Regions from separate parts of the Homo sapiens genome. Here region 2 is linked to region 1. A link is an interaction called in ENCODE POLR2A ChIA-PET data of the cell type or tissue named here. Cell type or tissue: GM12878. All regions are shown on one strand.

Region 1 (8,000 bases):
TGGAGTGCAGTGGCATGATCATAGCTCACTGCAGCCTCGACTTCCTGGGCCCAGGTAGTCCTCCTGCCTCAGCCTACTGAGTAGCAGGGACCACAGCTGCATGCCACCACACCTGGCTAATTTTTAAATTATTTGTAAACATGGGGTCATCACTAGCTGCCCAGACTCGTCTCAAACTCTGGGGCTCAAGCGATCCTCCTTCCCTACTCTCCCAAAGTGCTGAGATTACAGGTTTGAGCCACTGCGCCTGGCGAAAGTTAGCTTTAATTCAGCACTTACTGTGTGCCTGACACTGTTTTAAGTCTTTGCATAAATTATCTTTTTTTTTGGGGGGGGGCGGACAGAGTATCGCTCTTGTCGCCCAGGCTGGAGTGCAATGGCGCAATCTTGGCTCACTGCAACCTCCTTGTTCCGGGTTCAAGCAATTCTCCTGCCTCAGCCTCCCAAGTAGCTGGGATTACAGGCATCTGCCACCACGCCCAGCTAATTTTTTTGTATTTTTAGTAGAGACAGGGTTTCACCATGTTGGCCAGGCTGATCTGGAACTCTCGGCCTCCCAAAGAGCTGGGATTATAGGTGTGAACCACCATGCCTGGACACGTAACCTCATTTAAGCCTCCTGATCACTCTGTACAGCAGATACAATGATTGTACCCATTTTACAGATGAAGAAACTGAGGTTCAGAGAAGTCAAAGAATGTGCTCAAAATCACACAGCTTGTGCAGGGAAGAACCTGATATGAAACCCTGGCAGGCTGGCTCCAGAGCCTGTGTTCCTAATGTGTTAGGAATGTGTTCTCACTCATTCACACTCAGTCATTCAACAAACACTGGCTACTGGATCAAGGTGGAGGTACATGGGGCTGGCAAGTCAGGAGCTCTGGAGCCAACTGTTTCTCTGCCACTGCCTGGTTGAGTGGCCTTGGGCAAGACACTGTCCCTCTCTGAGCCTCACTTTCCCCTTCTGTGGAATAAAGGGACTGGACCATCCTAACTCATGTTTTTTCTACAGAGAGGACCTCTGTCTACAGCCAGACTTGATAATGAATTCCCCAGGAGTCCAACCTCTGGCCCTAAAAAGGGGGTTCAAGGAAATCCTCATACCCCACCTCTTTCAACAGCACTGGCCAATGGCCCCCATGCTGCAGGTAAAAACATGGCCAAAGATATGGATGAAACAAAATCCAATCCAGCCAGGCACGGTGGCTCACGCCTGTAATCCCAGCACTTTGGGAGGCCGAGACGGGCGGATCACGAAGTCAGGAGATCGAGACCATCCTGGCTAACACGGTGAAACCCCGTCCCTACTAAAAATACAAAAAAAATAGCCGGGCATGGTGGTGGGCGCCTGGAGTCCCAGCTACTCGGGAGGCTGAGGCAGGAGAATAGTGTGAACCTGGGAGGCGGAGTTTGCAGTGAGCCGAGATTGCGCCACTGTACTCCAGCCTGGGCGACAGAGCGAGACTCCGTCTCAAAAAAAAAAAAAAAAAGAAAAAGAAAAAAAAATTCCAACCCAAAAACAAAAGGCAACATTTATTGAGCACTTACTCTGTGCCTTATGTGTCTCATTCATCCTCACAATAACCCAATGGAGTTGGCACTGTTCTTATACCCATTTTACAGAAGTGGGAGATTGAGGTCTACAGAGATTTAACTTACCCAGGTCAAACAGAGCAGAATCACATCCGCTCACCATACAACCCAGCGTTTCCACTTCTGGGTGTCTAACCTAGAGAAATAAAAACTTAGATTCAAGGCTGAGTGTGGCATCTCACGCCTGTAGTCCTAGAACTTTGGGAGGTCGAGGTGGGAGGATCACTTAACCCCTGAGGTCAAGGGGGCAGTGAGCTATGATCACACTACTGCACTCCAGCCTGGGCAACACAGCAAGACCCTATGTCAAAAAGAAAAGAAAACTTACATTCACACAAAAACCTATACATAGATGTTGAGGGCAGTCTATTCATCATCACCCCAAACTGGAGACAACCCAATTTAACAGAGGAATTTAACAAGCTGTGGTACATCCACACCATAAACTACTACTCAGCAGTGAAAAGGTGTGGACTACCGATACAACCAGCAACTTGGATGAATCTCAAATACTTGGTGTTGGGCAAAAGAAGCCAGACCCAAAAGTACACATCTACAGGATTCCATTCATCTGACATTTGGGCATAGCTACAACTCTAGGGACAGAAAACAGACCAGTGATTGTCAGGGGCTGGGAGCAGGGGAGGGGATGATGACAAAAGGGTAGCAAGTGGGAATTTTTTGGAGGGATGAAATTATTTTGTGTACTGGTTGTGGTGGTGGTTAGATGACTCTCAGCTGTGTCAAAATTTAGAGAATGGGGGGCTGGGCGCAGTGGCTCACACCTGTAACCCCAGCACTTTGGGAGGCTGAGGTGGGTGGATCACTTGAGGTCAAGAGTTCGAGATTAGCCTGGCCAACATGGCAAAACCCTGTCTCTTCCAAAAAATACAAAACTTAGCCAGGCATGGTGGTGGACACATGTAGTCCCAGCTACTTAGGAGGCTAAGGTGGGAGAATCGCTTGAACCTGGGAGGCGGAGGTAGCAATGAGCTGAGATCATGCCACTACACTCCAGCCCGGTCAACAGAGTGAGTCTCTGCATTAAAAAAAAAAAAAAAAAAAAATATATATATATATATATATATACACACACACATATATATAGAATGGCACATACATACCCAGAACAGAATCCCAGCCCCGTGCAAATGACAACTTGTCACAGGTGGTGGCCCAGCTGGAAAATATTTGTTTCTTCTTCAGGGACTTCAGTCAAGAAAGCCCAGTAGTACCTAAGTTAACTACCAAGGAGAAGAGGGAGTAGAGAATGACTGCTTAATGGATACAGAGTTTCCTTTGGGAATGATGAAAATGTTTTCCAACTAAAGAGAGGTGGTAGTTGCACAACGCTGTAAATGTACTAAGCACCACTGAATTGTTCATTTCAAATTAGTTAATTTTATGTTACGTGAATTTCACTTCCATTTATTAAAAATAGGTTCCAGGCCAGGCTCACGCCTATAATCCCAACATTTTGGGAGGCCAAAGCGGGAGGATCGCTTGAGCCCAGGAGTTCAAGACCAGGCTGGGTAACAGGGAGACCCCCGTCTCTACAAAAAATTAAAAAATTAGCTGGGCATGGTGTTGTGTGCCTGTAGTCCCAGCTACTTGGGAGGCTGAGGTGGTAGGATCACTTGAGCCTAGGAAGTCGAGGCTGCAGTGAGCTGTGATCATGCCACTGCACTGCAGCTTGGATGACAGAGCAAGACCCTGTCTCTAAAAAAAATAAGTAAATAAAAAAGGTTCGACTCCCCCCTCAAAAATAGTATCCAGGGATAACTGTGCCCTAAATCTACCCCCAAGAAATTCAGGCCCTTTGAGAGGTTAAGTAACTTACTCAATGCCTCACAGCCAGGAAGAGGTTGACCCTGAAATCAGCCTGCCTCCAAAGCTCCAGTTCTTTCTACTGGAGACGGGAGAAAATGGGTTAAATATCACTCATCCCTTTCTCTCCAGGGAATTCCTCAGGAATTCCTTTCCCCTGGAGCAGTGTGACTTTATTTACATAAAAACTCTTCCAGGGACAGAAACAAGAAATGCAGACCAGTACCAGTATATTGTTGTACCTGTAACAGACCCTTTTTCTCAAAATAACCGCAATTCTGTGAAAGTGGAAGTGTTCTAGAAAATCGAGACAGAGCATCACTCCACGTGTTTGCACAGAAAGAAACAAACCTTCTGAGCAGTGCGCTGAATCCAAACGCCTGATTTCACAGGGAAGGAAGGAAAAGCGGGGTACATGAGACGTTGAAATGCACCCCCCAGGGCAGTAGGGGCATTTTTTTGAGTGAGTTTGGGATGGGGTTAGGTGGGAGGCAGGGGGATGGACAAAATGAACACCTGCCAAAGCCCCAAAGCAGTTTCTCCAACCCAGAATGCCCTGACCACCAGTGAGGGGTAGTTTCCCAACTGTCCTGGTATGAGGTTTTCTGGGGGGCCTGACCTTCATTCGAAGTTCAATGAAGCACACAGCGCCCCTGCATCAGAGATTGCTTCTGAGGGACTCAAACCTCAGCCTTGCAAAACAGCGACACTTGAGTGAACCCAGCTGGAGACAAAGGAAGTGTGAGTCAGCCCAAGAATTTCTTTTAAAAGGCCGAGTGAAGGAGGCCACAGCTGCTGAACTGGAAGACAGAATTTGCATGAGCCTGGGGCTAGGCTCTGGGCACCAACCTCCGGATGTCCTCAGGGATCTGTGAGCAGAGAGGCCTGGCTGCAAAGGGTCTGGAGGACGGCCCTTCTGCTAAGGTGTCCGCTCCCAAGGCAGAGGGCTTGGGGGAGCTGGAGGAGGCTGGGTTCCAGGAGGGGTGGCCAGGTAAGTCCTTGGGCCAGTAGGGAAGAAGTCCAACTGTGTACAAACGTTACCTCTGAGCCACACCACTACCCTGCCAGGAGGTTTGATGTGGTCCCATTTTACAGAGGGGAAGACTGAGTCTGATTTCTTCACTCAACAAGTGCTCACTGAATGCCTGGGATGCAGCGGTGAACAAAACCAACAAAAGACCCTGCTTTTATGGAGTTTATAATCTGGTGAAGGATGGGGAGAGAGCAAGAGACAATTTCGGGTGCTAAGCACATGCAGATGAAGAAAATAAACCAGGAGGGGTGGGGAGAGGGGCTTATCTGCACAGGCTCCCTCAGCTGAGACCTGAATGACAGAAGGGGCTGGTGGGCTGGGGAAGGGCCACTCCCACCAGAGGGAATGGCGAATGCTAAGGCCCTGCAGCGGGAGCGACCCTGTGTGTATGAGGAACAGAAAGGCCAGTATGGGTGCGCAGTGATGGGGGAGCAGTCAGTGATGCAGTCAAGAGGTCGGTGAGGCAAGATCAGGTAGAGACTCACAGGCCACTTAAAGGAATTTGGATTTTGCTTTAAATGTACCAGGAATGCGCATTTTTGAGGGGAGGGGTGGGGAGAGACAGAGAGAGGAGGCTGGGCACAGTGGCTCACATCTGTAATCTCAGCACTTTAGGATGCCAAAGTGGGAGGATCACTTGAGGTCAGGAAACCAGCCTGGCCAACATGTCAAAACCCCGTCTCTACCAAAAATACAAAAATTAGCCGGGCGTGGTAGTGGGTGGCCTATAAACCCATCTACTTGAGAGGCTGGGGCAGGAGAATCACTTGAGCCCGGGAGGTGGTTGCACTCCAGCCTGCGCAACAGAGGGAGATTCCATCTCAAAAAAAAAAAAAGAGAGAGAGAAAGAGAAAGAGAGAGACATGACCTGATTTTCGTTTTCAGTAGACGCCCCTGGCCGCCGCGTGGAGACTGGGCTGTGGGGGCAGAGGAGTGGAGAGACTAGCCAGGAGGCTGCAGCTGCGGTTTCACTCTACTCCCCACGGCCCGATGAGGGGAGACAAAGACAGAACTCAAGGATGGACTTGGTTTGGGACTTGAGCGACTGGGTCCATGCAGGTGTCCTTGCCTGAGGCAAGGATGGTTTGAGCCAGGGCACCCAGCCGGAGCTGGCTAGACTCCCTTTCTCCCGTGCCGCCCACCCCACAGAAGGCCCGGAGCGTTCATGCTGGCATTCAGGGACCTCCACACCCCTCCCTCCTCTTGCCTCTCCATTTTGACCTCACGCTGCTCCCCATGGCCACAGAGCTCTTGTCTCTCTCTCCTGACATGCCATGCTCAGTCCCAGCTCCAGACCTTTGCTCACGCTGCTCCTGCCTGAGGGCCCTTCCTCCTCCCTTGGCCTGAGTGGAGGCCTGAGAAGGGCTTTATAGAGCAGTGGCTCTCAAGCTAGCACCTGCCTGGATTTGAATTCCAGCACGACCACCTCCTAGCATGTGATCCTAAGCACGTTCCTTAACAGGACTCAATTTCTTCATCTGCCAAGTAAGAGTGAAAATATAAGTGCTGACCATGTGGGGTAGTTGCAGGATTAAAGAAGAAGCACTCATTCGTTTCACTCTGGGAACAAGAGAAATGTCAACCTGGTTAGCCAGTGTTACTTCCTAGTGGCACAGAAATGGCATGAGGGACTGGGCACGGGGGCCCACGCCTGTAATCCCAGCACTTTGGGAGGCTGAGGTGGGAGGATTACTTGAGCTCAGGAATTCGAGACCAGCCTGGGCAACACAGGGAAACCCTGTTTCTAGAAAAAATTAAAAAATTAGCCAGGTGTGGTGGTGCACACCTGTGGTCCCAGCTACTCTGGAGGCTGAGGTGGGAGGATCACTTGAGCCTGAGAGGTTGAAGCTGCAGTAAGTGGTGATTGCACCACTGCACTCCACCTGGGCAACACAGCAAGACCCTGTCTCAAAAAATAAAATATAAAATAAAAAATTTTTTAAAGCCTGGAGAAGCAACCGCTCTTTACTATCGCATATGGCTATATGGAAAGGGAAAAGGCTCTGGCCCACCGGGAGGGCTGTCTCCTTCATGGCCAAGTCTCCAGAGCCTCCCAGTGTCTACCCACTGGACAGAGGAACGGCCACAAGCACGCAATCATCCCTGCCCCCTGCAAGGACTTCCTACTCAGCTTTTACAGGAAGGGACTCGAAGCCAAGAGTGACACAGTGGATACACCATGGGTGGTTCCTTCCCAAGTCTTTCTGGCCAGCAGGGCCCTGGTGACATCTGAGATACTGGGTAGAGACTCATGTTTCGCTTGAAATGCAACAGGGACTCTTTGGAGGGTTTTCAGAGAGACAGAGGAGAGGCGTGATCTGATTTTCACCTTCAGTAGAATGAAAGTGAACCCACATTTCCCAGGGCAGCTCTACCCTGGCCAGTCCCAGTAATGTGACTTCCCTCAGACTCCCATGGGTGGCTTCATGCCGCAGATGCCAGGGATGGTGGGGCCTGCGGCCAGCTGGGGGCCGGGTGTCCTGCCTTCACCTACATCCCCTCTACACCCTGCAACCAGAGGCTTGAAAAGGGGAAGCCATAAGTCAGATCAAGCCTAGGCTGTGGTGCCCACTGCCACTGCTGTGGGATGTCTGCTGGAAGATGAGACCATGAGGTTTACAGGAATTGGAGCCTCTGACTAGCACTGAATGTGAAAGCAAAACTCACACGCATGCACACTCAGGCTATTGCAGACACAAGCAGACACATGGCGGCACATTCACTCCCATACACATAAGCATATATACACGCACATACACACACATGCATGTGTGTGCATGACTGCATACACAGGTGTGCATACACTCATCCACTCATGCATACACTCTGAGGCGCAGGCACACATACGCATGCACACAGACACAAAGGCTCCCAGACCCCTCTCACGTAGTCTGCCCACTTGCAACCGTAGGCTTGCTCTCCCTGGACCTCAGACCCACTCACATTCCCAGCTCCTGCCAAGAGATACACCCATTTTCCACCAGTGGAAACACACACACTCACACACACCCAAGAGCCCAGGACCATGGCCTCCAAGCAGCCCTGCACACACAAGAGAGCTGCTTGTACATGGGCACTGTCCCACAAGCCTGCCAGACCGCATGGTTGTGCACACATGCACACAAGCGCACACCAATATCCCTTCTCTCTCTTTCTCTCTCTGAGTTCACAGAGGTCAGCCTCAGAAACACAGAGAACACCTTGCTCAGGCCACTTTGACTGCAGCCAGTGGCACTTTCCGGGCCCCTTGCTGCCCCAGCCTTACCCGGCATCAAAGTCTACACTCCTGGATTTCACTGGAGTGTGCCCTCGGCCTGGAACACCCTTCTGCCTGCTCTTCCCCCTGTCCCAACATGCCAAATCGCCAGCTCTCCCCTGCCCATCCAACCAGGAAGCTCCCAGCAGTTACAGGGCACTAAAGTGTGGAGGTCCTGGGCCAGCTTGTGCTCCTCCATAAAAGTCTTAACCTCTCTGGACCTCAGAATCCTCATTACTAAAATGAAGTTCATTATTAGCATCAGACAAACCTTATTTCCTTGAGAAGGGT
Region 2 (8,000 bases), 95 kb after region 1:
ATTTCCACATTTGTTTCAAAAAATGTTTAAAGAACCTACCAATAACGTTAGTATTAAATAAATTATATATATATACACACACATATGTATGTGTGTGTGTAATGTGTGTATTTCTAACCTGATTTCTGCAGATACACACACATATATAGTTTTTTCTTTCTCTTTTTTTTGAGACACGGTCTTGCTCTGTCACCCAGGTTGAAGTGCAGTGGTGTGATCACGGTTCACTGCAGCCTCAAATTCCTTGGGTTCAAGTGATCCTTCCACCTCAGTCTCAGAGTAGCTGTGACTACAGGCACGTGCCACCACATCTGGCTAATTTTTAAAAATTTTTTATGGATACAGAGGTCTCACTATGTTGCCCAGGTTGGTCTCGAACTCCTGGCCTCAAGTGATCTTCCTGCTTTGGCCTCCCAAATTGTAGGGATTACAGGAGTGAGCCACTGCACCCAGCCTATTCTCTCTTTAGAAAAGAAAAGACACCATTTCTTATGACCCATATTGCAACACACTTTTTTTCCACTTAGCATTTCATAAGCATCCTTCTAGGTCATTGACTAGCTAGGGAGGAGCTGTCATCCCCATCAGGGCAGTAAGGAAGCCCAGGCCCAGCCAGAATGGGGAACGGACCCAGTGTTGACCTTGGGATGTGGTTTACTTCACCAAGTGCTCCTAACCGTCCACTGCGGGTTTGTTCCCTTTTCATGGATGGGAAAACTGAGGCTTAGACTGGGGAAGTCACTCTGGCTGGGAGCCCCAAAGCCCTGGGCCAAGTGGGAAGCGGCTGCTGGTCAGTCCCTGTCAAACTAGACACAACCAAGGCTTTGAGGCTGCATTATGAGAGGAGGGAGACTGGCCTCCTAGGGAGCCTGCATGGAGGCCTGGCACTCCAGTCCCTAAGGGACAGCCTTGCCTCCCTCCTGCCTCTGCCAAATTGCTGGCCCTGGAGACGTGCTGTTGTTCAACTTTTCAGGATCCATCTGGTGCAGAGACGCTCCATGGCTCTGGCTCAAACTGCGATGGCACGCCAGGCACTGCTGGAAGTGCCATGTACACCGTCTCAGTCATCCTTTCTACCACCCCATAGGGGGAAAACTGTTACAATCTCCATTTCTCAGATGAGAAAACTGAGGCCCGGAGAGGTGAAACAACTTGCTCAAGGTCACACAGCTAACATGTGGCAAGGCCAAAATTAGCCTTCAATGAGTTGTGTTTTTATTTATTTATTTATTTATTTATTTGAGACAGAGTTTCAGTCTTGTCCCCAAGCTGGAGTGCAGTGGTGTGATCTCGGCTCACTGCTGCAACCTCCGCCTCCTGGGTTCAAGTGATTCTCGTGCCTCAGCCTCCTGAGTAGCTGGGATTACAGGCACGTGCCATCATGTCCAGCTAATTTTTATATTTTTAGTAGAGACGGGTTTTCACCATATTGGTCAGGCTGGTCTCGAACTCCTGACCTCGTGATCCGCCTGCCTTGGCCTCCCAAAGTGCTGAGCTTACAGGCATGAGCTACTGCGCCCGGCCCTTCAGTGAGGTTTAAAGCCAGACAGAAGCATTAATATCCAGGTTGGAAACTTTATAAATGTGTTTTACTTTTTTTTTTTTTTTTTAAGCCGGGGTCTTGCCCTGTTGCCAGGACTGGAGTGCAGTGGCATGATCCTAGCTCACTGCAGCCTTAAACTCCTGGACTCAAGCAATCCTCCAGCCTCAGCCTCCCAAGTAGCTGGGATTATATAGACTGTGCTACCACACCTGGCTAATTTTGTTTTGTTTTGTTTTGTTTTTGTAGAGACGGAGTCTATGTTGTCTAGGCTGGTCTCAAACTCCTGGCCCCAAGTAATCCTGCATCAGCCTCCCAAAGTGTTGGGATTATAGGCATGAGCCACTGCACCTGGCGGCCAACTCTGTAAATTATTAACTACACACACACACACCACACGCTTGCACACACATGTGACAGCTGGCTGAGCGGTCTTATGTGGTATGCCACAGGGCTCCGGCCTCAGCTAATGCTCTTCCTTCCTTCTTCCTGGATTCCTTCATTAGAAGCCAGACAACCTGCTTATTGCAAGGACAATGAATTCACTGGGCAACAGAGCCAGATCCCAAACAAACCCTGGACTGGGACACTGAGTGGGTACAAAGATGAAATTGAAGACATAAATATCCTACATTTGGCTTAAAAATATCAATTGCTCCAATAGAAGGTGACTTTTTTTTTTGAGACAGAGTCTTGCTCTGTTGCCCAGGCTGGAGTACAGTGGCGCCATCTCGGCTCACTGCAACCTCTGCCTCCCAGGTTCAAGTGATTCTCGTGCCTCAATGTGTAACTGGGATTACACCACGCCCAGCTAATTTTTTGTGTTTTTAGTAGAGACAGGGTTTCGCCATGTTGGTCAGGCTGGTCTTGAACTCCTGACCACAAGTGACCTGCCCGCCTCGGCCTCCCAAAGTGCTAGGATTACAGGCTTGAGTCACCACGCCTGGCCAAGGATGACTTTTGATCTTAACACTATAGTAGGATATAAACTCAAGATTAACCATGAGCGTGGTGTGGCTTGCACAAGTTAATGTAGCAATAGGGCCATCCTCAGCAAGCATGCGCCAAATGAGGAGAGACTGGTTCTCACTCTGGAGTGAGATGGCCAGAATGAGAAGGGACACAGAATGAGATCGTGCTGGCTTATATGCTGTGTACACATGAATCCTGAGCTCTGACACCATGCCTGCACAGGCTCACGCTTGTGGGTGACAGTAAGTGGTGAAAACCGAATGGAGAACATTTATATCTGTCCTGGGTGCACAGTGTGCTCAGTAAGTGGAAGTGGCTGTGGGTTTGACAAGGAGAGGATGGGTGAAAGAATTAGGAGCACTGCCATTATTATTACTGGTGACATATCATTAGATAGGAGATATAAGAGATATAAGATATATATTATGGCCGGGTGCAGTGGCTCACACCTGTAATCCCACTTTGGGAGGCCAAGGCAGGAGGATCGCTTGAGCCCGGGAGTTCAAGACCAGCCTAGGCAACCTAGTGAGACCCCCGTCTCTACAAAAAAATAATATTTTTATTTGAAAAAGTATTATAACATAAGGCCTATTGTTTATTGAGCACCTATTATATGCAATCACTCTGCTAAGCACTTTGCAGGATCTCATTTCAGTCTGCAGTTTTCCAGATAAGTCATGTTAGAGCATCATATGAAATTGCTGGTTTTGGAGGTCGAAACCACAAGAGTGTTGGCAATTTCATATGGCTCAAGCTAATATCATTTTCATTTTATAGAGGAGGAAACTGAGGCCCAGAGAGACCAAAAGCCTGACAGTCTTTCCTTCCCAAAAGCAGGTTAAGAAAACCCCATTGGCCTGGAGGCTTCTGCCTTTTCAGAGGAATCAGATTTTGTCCTTGGTTCTTCCTCCTCACTCCCCATCTCACTCTGCCCCTGGGCCCACCACCCCGCCCCATTGTGGCCAGGTCTATATTTACAACTGGGGTTTCTGTGAACTGGGGAACTGAGGAAGTGACTTATCCCAGAGTCATCACCGAGATGGTGGTACCCAAGAATTTGAGTTCTCAGCCACCCCACCTCCACCAAAGTGAGGTTTTAGCCCCTTCTCTGGATTTCTAGGGCCTAGTCAGCCAGAAACAGAAACTATCCGCCTGGATCCAGAGAGGCCCCTGTCTGGTGGGCAGGATGAATGGGGTGGGAGATTTGTTTCCATTTCTTTTCTTTCTTTTCTTTTCTTTTCTTTTTTTTTTTTTTTAGATGGAATCTCGCTCTATTGTCCAGGCTGGAGTGCAGTGGTTCACTCTCAGCTCACTGCAACCTCTGCCTCCTGGGTTCAAGTGATTCTTGTGCCTCAACCTCCTGAGTAGCTGTGATTACAGGCGCCCACCACCACGCCTGGCTAATTTTTGTGTTTTTAGTAGAGACGGGATTTCACCATGTTGGCCAGGCTGGTCTCGAACTCCTGACCTCAAATGATCCGCCCACCTCGGCCTCCCAAAGTGCTAGGATTACAGGTGTGAGCTACTGCGTCTAGCCTTGTGTTCATTTCTCTGAGAGCAACACTGAGGCACATCTGTGCTAAGTCTGATTGTCAGCTGCCCTGAGAAGCTTGTTCAGGGGCAGAAACAAGAGGAAGTGGGTTTCTGGGCACCTAGGGGTCCCGGGCTGGTGCAGCCCGGCCTGAACATCACAGAGGCTGGCGGAGCAGCCCCTGCCCCACCGCTCCCGGGGTTGCCGGTGACCTGGCAGCTGAGCCGAGGGCCGCTGGGCTGGAGGGTGGAGTGCTGCTTCCAGGTAGTCAGACTGAGATAGACGCGGCCGCGGAGGCAGCGGAGGAGGAAGGGGGCAGCCTTGTCCCCGCTGTGCGCAGCCCGCCCGCCAGGCACAGCCGGTCTTCGGGGAAGTCGCCGAGTTGGAGTTCCAGGAAACGATAACGCTTGTTGAAACCTCTTTCTTGTGGCCTGGTCTCGTCACATGGCTTGATGGGGACCAACGTCAGGCAGGGCCACAGGCCTGAGCCCGCTCGCACCCGGCAGCCGCTGCCACCCCCAGTTCCCCCCATGAAGAGGGAGGAGGGGGTTGGGCAGGAAGGTGGGCATTTGCTGCTTCCCCATCCCAGGCACCTGGCGGGCCACAAGCAGACTGGTCCCCGCTGGCTGTTTTCACCCCAGTAACACTCCTTGTAGGCTGGCTAAGCTGGCCAGGCCTCAAATGCCCCCTCCAGCAAAACGGGCTGAGAATGCCTAGGCTACAGGCTTGCTGCCAAAGTGAAGACAGAGCTTCCTCCTGCCCCTGGAACATAGCAGATGCTGAGGATCTAGAAATTATTTTTTTTCTCTTTTCTTTTCTCTTCTTTTTTTGATAGAGACAAGGTCTTGATATGTTGCCCAGGCTGGTCTCAGACTCCTGGGTTCAAGGCATCCTCCCACCTCATCCTCCCAAAGTGCTGGGATTACAGGTGCGAGCCACTGTGCCTGGCCAGAACTAGAAATTATTTGCCCCTTTCCTATGAAGCCAGGGAATGTGTCTTTCATCTTGCTAGAGCAGGGTCTTTCTTTTTTTCTTTCTTTCTTTTTCTTTCTTTCTTTTTTCTTTCTTTCTTTTCTTTCTCTTTTCTTCCTTCCTTCTTTACTCTTCTTCTTCTACTTCTCTCCCTCCCTCCCCCTCCCCCTCGCCCTCCTCCTCCCCCCTCCTCCTCCCCCCTCCCCCTCCTCCTCCCCCCTGCCCCTCCTCCTCCTCCTCCTCCTCCTCCTCCTCCTCCTCCTTCTTCTTCTTCTTTTACTTTTTCTTCTTCCTTCTCTCTCTCTCTCAGCAGAGTCTCGCTCTGTCACCCAGGCTGGAGTTCATGGAATGATCTTGGCTCACTTCCACCTCCATCTCCCAGGTTCAAGTGATTCTCCTGCCTCAGCCTCCCAAGCAGTTGGGATTACAGGCATGTGCCACCACACCCAGCTAATATTTTTGTTTTTTTGGGGGGCATTTTTAGTAGAGATGGGGTTTCATTTATGTTGACCAGGCTGGTCTTGAACTCCTGACCTCAAACGATCTGCCCACCTCAGCCTCCCAAAGTGCTGGGATTATGGGCGTGAGCCAGTGTGCCCGGCTGGAACCAGAAATTCTTTACTCCTGTCCTGTGAAGTCAGGGAATGTGTCTTTCATCTTTCTAGAGCAGGGTTTCTTGACCTTGGCTCTATTCACATTCAGAGCCTGGTATGGGAGGCTGCACTGTGCACTTTAGGACGCTTAGTGGCATCCCTGGCCTCTACCCACTAGATACCAGTAGTACCCACCCCTACAGCGATTTGTAACACTGAAAATGTCTCCAGACATGCCCAGATGTTCCCTGCATGGCAAAACCCTGATTTAGATTCAGCGCCTGACACATAGTAGTTGCTCAATAATTAGCAGGTCTTCAACCAGCAGGTCTGGTTCATTTTCACACCCTACCACCTGGCATCCGAGGGGTGCCAAGGGGTAAGTTGGGAGGCCATTTACCCTCCAATCTTTATCAACACCCATCATAAATATACTATCTAAATAAAACCTGTGCTGGAGGCTTAGAGTTTGAGGACAGCAAAGTGAATTGGGGTGGGTCAGTCCTGAAACAAGGAGGGAAGGGAAAGGCCACGTGCCTGTCAGGGAGACGCCCCTGGCCCCATCCCCCTGCTTGCTTCCTGGAAGCTGGCAGCCTGCTTTCTCTGCAGTCAGGAGGTCACAGGGATCCTCTCAGACGACGCTTCCGATGCTGGCTTTGGGATCTTACAAGGACAGCCAGATCCCAACAAGCCTCCCCTGTCCACACGTCCTGCCACAGACATGGAGCTTCCAAGGGTCTTCATTTCCCAGTATCTTTTTCAGTTCCCTGCTCTTCAATACGAACGTGCAATGGAGGGTCACTGAAACCTTGAGGGCAGCTTGTAAAATGAAAGTCAAAGACCGAAACCAAGAGAGGAAAAAAACTCCAAAAAAACAGAGCCAGGTGGGGAGAAACAAAAGTCTTCGAGAAAATAAGGAAGCTTCAGAGAAATAAAATATATTGCATTCATATAAGAAGAATAAGATGCTGTGAAAAGGAACACTCAGAATAAGAGAATAAGAAAGAACTAGAGGCTGGGCACAATGGCTCACGCCTGTAATCCCAGCACTTTGGGAGGCCGAGGCAGGGGGATCACGAGGTCAGGAGATTGAGACCATCTTGGCTAACACGGTGAAACCCCACCTGTACTAAAAATACAAAAAATTAGCCGGACGTGATGGTGGGTGCCTGTAGTCCCAGCTACTCGGGAGTCACATTATTATTATCATTGTCATCCAACTCGATGTGCTTCTTTCTAGCCAAATGACCTTGGGACAATTCCTTCACCAATTTGAGTTTGTATTTCCCCATCTATGAGATGGGGAGACATTATCCCCAAGAAGGATCAGAATAGGGCTGAAATGAAATAAAAATAGCAGCTGGGTGCGGTGGCTCACGCCTGTAATCCCAGCCCTTTGGGAGGCCTAGGCAGATGGATCACTTGAGGTCAGGAGTTCGAGACCAGCCTGGCTAACATGGCGAAACCCCTTCTCTACTAAAAATACAAAAATTAGCCGGGCATGGTGGCAGGTGCCTGTAATCCCAGCTACTCGGGAGGCTGAGGCAGGAGAATCGCTTGAACCTGGGAGGCGGAGGTTGCAGTGAGCTGAGATTGCACCGTTGCACTCCAGCCTGGGCAACAGAGCGAGACTCTGCCTCAAATAAGTAAGTAAGCAAGTAAGTAAATGAATAAATAAAAGTTAAAATAGCCCCCTTTGAAGGACCCTCCTGCGTCTGTCCCCCACTTTAATACCTAAGTCTGAATCACCCCTGGCTCTTAGGCCTATCCATGAGGAGCCCAGAGCAGAGGCTCAGGGAGGGTTTGTGGGCCTGATTCAACTCTGACCTCTGAGCTGTGAAGGACACTGTCCTTCCCAGGGCTGGTCCTGCCACTCAGGACTCCTTCCTCTCACCTGCTTCCTCCTCAGAAAGGCCTTTGTCCACTTGACTGTCCCTTGGTCCTGCTCCAGGCCTCCAGGGCTCTCCCAGTACGATGTTGCCATCAGACAACACATGAGGCTTTGCAGAGATGCCAACAGGAAGGGCCCTCTGGCATCTGGCCCAGGATCAGGCCTTACCTGGCAGATCCAGAAGCAGAGACCTTAAAAGGGCCAAGGCAGGTGCTGTGCAGAGTCCTGGCTCTGCAGCTCAAGGCGGCTCCACATCAGAGTCCCACCACGGCTCCTTCTGCCGTGCCAATGGGAGCCAGTTCACTTCTTGAGCTCTTGCGTCGCAGCTGAAAAATGGGAATAACACTGGCATTTATCCTATAGGGGCATATACATTGTTCATTTATTCAACAAACATTCACTGAACATTTATTATATGACAGGCATTCTTCCTGGCTCTGGGCTGTTGGCAGTGAATAAAACAGACCAAATCCTCTGCCCTTGAGGAACGTATGGTCTAGC

The links. ChIA-PET counts read pairs that join two places held together with the same protein. Peaks named below come from ENCODE experiments on the same cell type or tissue, not always from the same donor. Only the 100,000 strongest peaks of a DNase experiment are listed, where the experiment ranks them.
Region 2: POLR2A ChIA-PET joins it to region 1 with 9 read pairs; 4 of 35 experiments call an interaction of 5 or more read pairs at or near these places.

Annotation. Positions count from the first base shown.
Region 1 is chr16:11,324,882-11,332,881 of GRCh38, reverse strand. The region is part of intron 1 of LOC105371082 (a long non-coding RNA gene); the gene reads right to left. Among named protein-coding and RNA genes, the nearest start is that of RMI2, 17 kb to the left of the region's middle. RefSeq lists enhancers at 3,419-4,198, 4,257-4,306, 5,197-5,256, 5,317-5,386, 5,477-5,536 and 1 more. In GM12878, CTCF peaks have their summits at 4,079 and 5,964; DNase peaks (open chromatin) are centred at 3,761, 4,161, 5,271, 6,941 and 2 weaker places; H3K4me3 peaks cover 2,973 bases; H3K27ac peaks cover 4,603 bases.
Region 2 is chr16:11,229,704-11,237,703 of GRCh38, reverse strand. No RefSeq gene overlaps it. Among named protein-coding and RNA genes, the nearest start is that of SOCS1, 22 kb to the left of the region's middle. RefSeq lists a silencer at 2,458-2,752, an enhancer at 4,320-4,559 and a cis regulatory region at 6,034-6,330. In GM12878, no CTCF peak of the experiment used is centred here; no DNase peak of the experiment used is centred here; H3K27ac peaks cover 1,415 bases.